Regions from separate parts of the Homo sapiens genome. Here region 1 is linked to region 2. A link is an interaction called in ENCODE POLR2A ChIA-PET data of the cell type or tissue named here. Cell type or tissue: GM12878. All regions are shown on one strand. Region 1 overlaps FBXW4 (F-box and WD repeat domain containing 4). Region 2 overlaps LINC03046 (long intergenic non-protein coding RNA 3046).

The links. Peaks named below come from ENCODE experiments on the same cell type or tissue, not always from the same donor. Only the 100,000 strongest peaks of a DNase experiment are listed, where the experiment ranks them.
Region 1: POLR2A ChIA-PET joins it to region 2 with 6 read pairs; 7 of 35 experiments call an interaction of 5 or more read pairs at or near these places.

What each region holds. Positions count from the first base shown.
Region 1 is chr10:101,635,450-101,637,949 of GRCh38, reverse strand. The region is part of intron 5 of FBXW4 (F-box and WD repeat domain containing 4); the gene reads left to right. Among named protein-coding and RNA genes, the nearest start is that of MIR3158-2, 35 kb to the right of the region's middle. In GM12878, no CTCF peak of the experiment used is centred here; no DNase peak of the experiment used is centred here.
Region 2 is chr10:101,724,410-101,726,909 of GRCh38, reverse strand. The region is part of intron 1 of LINC03046 (long intergenic non-protein coding RNA 3046); the gene reads left to right. Among named protein-coding and RNA genes, the nearest start is that of LINC03046, 4.5 kb to the left of the region's middle. In GM12878, no CTCF peak of the experiment used is centred here; a DNase peak (open chromatin) is centred at 1,392; H3K27ac peaks cover 612 bases.

The DNA of each region.
Region 1 (2,500 bases), 89 kb after region 2:
TTTTGAAAAATTTTGCCACTCTGATAGGTAAAAAATGATATTTAATTTGGGGAGTGAGTATAAAATAGTGATTACGGGGTCGACTTTGCAGACCACACGGCTGGGGTCAAATCATCAGTCCCTTTCCTACTAGCTGTGTAATGTTGGTGAGTTACCTCTCTATTCCTCATCTTCCTTATCTCTAAAAGGAGGAGGGTAATTTTGGCTATACAAACCTCATAGTGACCTTTTTTTTTTTTTTTTTTTTTTTGAGACAGGATCTTGCTTTGTCACCCAGGCTGGAGTACAGTGCCATGATCTTGGCTCACTGCAACCTCTGCCTCCCACAATTCTCATGCCTCAGCTTCCCAAGTAGATGGGATTACAGGCATGCACCACCACACCTGGCTAATTTTTGTATTTTTAGTAGAGATGGGGTTTCACCATGTTGGCCACACTGGTCTTGAACTCCTAGCCTCAAGTGATCTGCCCGCCTTGGTCTCCCAAAGTGCTGGGATTACAGGCATGAGCCACTATGCCTGGCTCATGGTGGCTTTTTTTTTTTTTTTTTTTTTTTTTGAGACGGAGTCTCACTCTGTCGCCCAGGCTGGAGTGCAGTGGCACGATCTCGGCTCACTGCAAGCTCCGCCTCCCAGGTTCACACCATTCTCCTGCCTCAGCCTCCCAAGTAGCTGGGACTACAGGTGCCCACCACCACGCCCAGCTAATTTTTTTTTTTTTTTGTATTTTTAGTAGAGATGGGGTTTCACCATGTTAGCCAGGATGGTCTTGATCTCCTGACCTCGTGATCCGCCCGCCTCAGCCTCCCAAAGTGCTGGGATTGCAAATGTGAGCCACCGTGCCCGGCCCATGGTGGCTTTTTAAAAATGTTTTTATAACGGAAATTTTCAAAATATACAAAAGTAGAATAATTACCAACTCTTGGCTAACCTTGCTCCATTAATCCCTACACACTTTCCCGTCCCATATTATTTTGAAGCAAATATCAGACATACAATTTCATCTATAAATATTTCAGTCTGTACTCTAAAAGATAGTGATACTTTTTAAATGTAATCCTGGGCTGGGTGCAGTGGCTCATGCCTGTAATCCCAGCACTTTGGGAGGCCGAAGCAGGTGGATCACCTGAGGTCAGGAGTTCGGGACCAGCCTGACCAACATGGTGAAACCCCGTCTCTACTAAAAACACAAAAAATTAGCCAGGTGTGGTGGCAGGCACCTGTAATCCCAGCTACTCAGGAGGCTGGGGCAGAAGAATTGCTTGATTCCGGGAGGCAGAGGTTGCAGAGAGCCGAGATTGCACCATTACACTCCAGCCTGGGCAACAAGAGCGAGACTCCATCTTTAAAAAAAAAAAAAAAGATAGTAATCATAATACCATTATCATACCTAGAAAAATATTATCAAATATGTAGGAATGTCTTGAGGGTTAAGTGAACTAATTGATAGAAAGTGCTTAGAACAGCACTTGGGCACACATTAAATACTATGTGTGTTTGTAATTATCTTTGTTTTTTCTCTAATTTGCAATTCTTTTTTGTTTTTTTTTTTTCCGTTGTTTTGTTTTGTTTTTGTTTTTTGGTTCTTTTTTTGAGATGGAGTCTTGCTCTCTCACCCAGGCTGGAGTGCAGTGGCTCAATCTCAATCTTGGCTCACCACAACCTTTGCCTCCTGGGTTCAAGCAATTCTCCTGTCTCAGCCTCCTGAGTAGTTAGGTGGTGCACGCCACCACCCCCAGCTAATTTTCTTTTTTTGTATTTTTAGCAGAGATGGGGTTTCACCATGTTGGCCAGGCTGGTCTCGAACTCCTGACCTCAACTGATCCGCCCACCTCAGCCTCCCAAAATGCTGGGATTACAGGTGTGAACCACCACGCCTGGCCTAATTTGCAATTCTTACTAGAGGCTTAACATTATTTCATATGTATTTGGCCATGTATATTTTTTCATAAATTACTTGTTCAAGTTTTCACTCATTTATCTACCTTTTTGCCTGTGATTTATAAGATCGCTCTTCCCTCCGCCCGCCCCCCCAGGGTAGGGAGGAAGTGGGCTCCAAGGCAGGATGCTGGAGGGGTGCCCCTCCATCTCTCTTTTTTTTTTTTTTTCTGAGACCGGGTCTTGCTCTGTTGCCCAGGTTGGAGTACAGTGGTGTAATCATAACTCACTGCAGCCTTGACCTCCTGGGCTCAAGGGATCAGATCCTCCCACCTCACCCTCCTGTGTAATTGGAACTAAAGGTGCATGCCACCACACTCAGCTAATTTTTTTCATATTTTGTAAAGACAGGGTCTTACTTTGTTGCCCAGGCTTGTCTTGAACTCCTGGGCTCAAGCAATCTGCCTGCCTTGGCCTCCCAAAATGCTGAGATTACAGGCATGAGCCACCACTTCTGGCCTCCCATCACCTCTTTTAATATTCTCAGTATTAATCTTTTGACTATATATCAGCAGTCCCCAACATATTTGGCACCAGGGACTGGTTTCATGGAAGACAGTTTT
Region 2 (2,500 bases):
ACTTCCCCTTACTGTGGACTAAGCCCTGGTATTTTCTATTCTACTCAATTTATTTTATTAAAACATTTTTTAGAGCCTGGCGCCATGGCTCACACCTGTAATCCCAGCACTCTGGGAGGCTGAGGAGGGCAGATCACCTAAGGTCAGGAGTTCGGACCAGCCTGGCCAACATGGTGAAACCCTGTCCCTACTAAAAATACAAAAATTAGCCGGGCTTGGTGGCAGGAATCTGTAATCCCAGCTTCCGGAAGGCTGAGGCAGGAGAATCGCTTGAACCCAGGAGGTGGAGGTTGCAGTGAGCCGAGATTGAGCCGCTGCACTCCAGCCTGGGCAACAGAGCAAGACTCCATCTCGAAAAAATTTTTTTTTTAGTTCCAATCTATTTCATTGATTTCATGACCCACTAACATCTATGGAAGCTTAGCCAATGTGACTTGTTCAAGGTCCCATAACTAGTAGAGTGGTGGAAGCCAGTATTCTCCTGCCTATTACATTCTGGTGGGTTTCTTGCCCTAAGGCAAAACTAAAAGTTTTGTGTCAGTTTTGATAACAAAGGAAAAAATTCATTCTTTTACTTCTCAGTCACAGTTCAGGCAAGGCTGGTCTCACCATCTGCAGGCATTTCAATTAGGTTCATCGAGGTACTTCAGCTTTCTGCAATGTAGCTATCCAGAAGGTTCCTCCTAGAAGCTCCAAAGGGAAAGCTTTAGTCCTAATGGGTGGCACACCCAGACTTGCTGGAATTCTCATCCGAATTACACAAAACATTAACATATGGACAAAGGCACACTGCATATTAAATGATTTACTGGGGTCAAAGATCAAGTCAATGGCAGGCTTAACGTTAACCTGCCGCACGCAGATCCTCAGAGTCTGCTGGGCTAAGACACAGGGAAGCCTTGGCTAGGCTGGGCCCAGCAGCCCGGACCTGGTCAGTCATCAGCAAGTTAATCTACAACGGCACCTTCTTTTCCTACCAGAGGGAGGTTTGACTTGAACTTTTGGAAGACCTGCCTATTTGGAATCCAGATTCCTCTGCTTCAGAGGCTAATTTAGCTGGTGTTGGATGCAGAAGCCTAGAGAAAGCCGAAACTTATTTGTTCTTTTATTCCTGGATTTATAATTTGACCTAATATACTGTACGTCTGTACATATGTTGATCTCAGAAAATGTTTGAGCTTGCCTGCTGCTCAGGCCACGTTGGCAGACAGCTGTTAAAGCCATCAGCAATGTTTGCTTCCAGTTACAAAAGAAAACATTCTCTATTTGGGGCTATGTTGTTGTTTTCTTCTTTCCTGATTTAAAAGGGGAAGTATGTTTCCCAGTAGAGATGTGGGGCTGCCCCCATCCCCTTCTAGGGTTAAGAATGACTAAGAAAACTTTTCAGCACACCTGGCTCATCATCTTTCTAATATTCATACTCTTTTTCTCTCCCTGTGGAAGTATCCTCAGGGGCTTTGGTTTGAAATTATTTGAGCAACTGAGCAGGTTTCTCTCCTTTCCCTGGGGACACCAGTTTATGGTTCAACATCTCCCTCAAACACTGGTGTGTTTTTAGCTAAGAAAGACTCAGGTTTTGTCCCATTATCAGGTGCACTGACAAAATAACTGCTGATGGGAGTAAGAAAACACGAGTAATTCTAACTCCTGCCCAGAACCTTTGAAGGAATGCACAAACTCTGACCTTGCTTTGGTGCTTTGGAGAGACCATCTGGGGAAAACTTCATTTCCAAAAACATATATGAATTTGAGAGTTCCTCTGGCTGAGATGGAGGAAAAGCCATATGGTAAATGGCGGGGTGGGGGAGGGTCACATATGCAAATATTTGTTTCAGAGAAAACAACTCAAATCAGAGTTGTCCATGATACGTCCACCCTTGAATGCCTGACCTGTGCACTGGGGAGGAGGAGGGAAGGAGTAGAGATAAAGGGGAATGAAGAACAGAGAAGCCAGACAATGGCCGGGAAACAGGCCACAAAGGCAGGACACTTGCTGTAGGCTGGAGGTACTGTTGGAAATGTCAGACCGAAGTTCAGGAACCAGCTGGAAGCAAAAGAGGCAGGAAGGTTTGAAAATGAGGAATGGAAGTCTCTGAGGAAAATTTGGCTGCCTAAATGAAAGAGGCTTGGAGAAAAAAAAATGTCAACAAATAGTACCTCAGAGGAATCCAGTGACTATTAGGACCGCTCAAAAATCCATTTTGACTCAAAATTGAAGATGAGATCTGGGCTACTACATGGAAAGGTCTCAACAACCCCAGGATTTCTGGTTAAAGGGCACAGTCAAGTTGAAACTGCAAATCACCAAGCTAAGGTGTTCACTTGAACCACATGACGCCAAGAAATAAGGCTTATAAATGTTATCTTTTTTTTTTTAAATTTCAAATCCCAGCCAGGCACAGTGGCTCACACCTCTAATTCCACTTTGGGAGGCCAAAACAGGAGGAATCCCTTGAGCTCAGGTGTTCAAGACCAGCCTGGGCAACATAACAAGACCCCA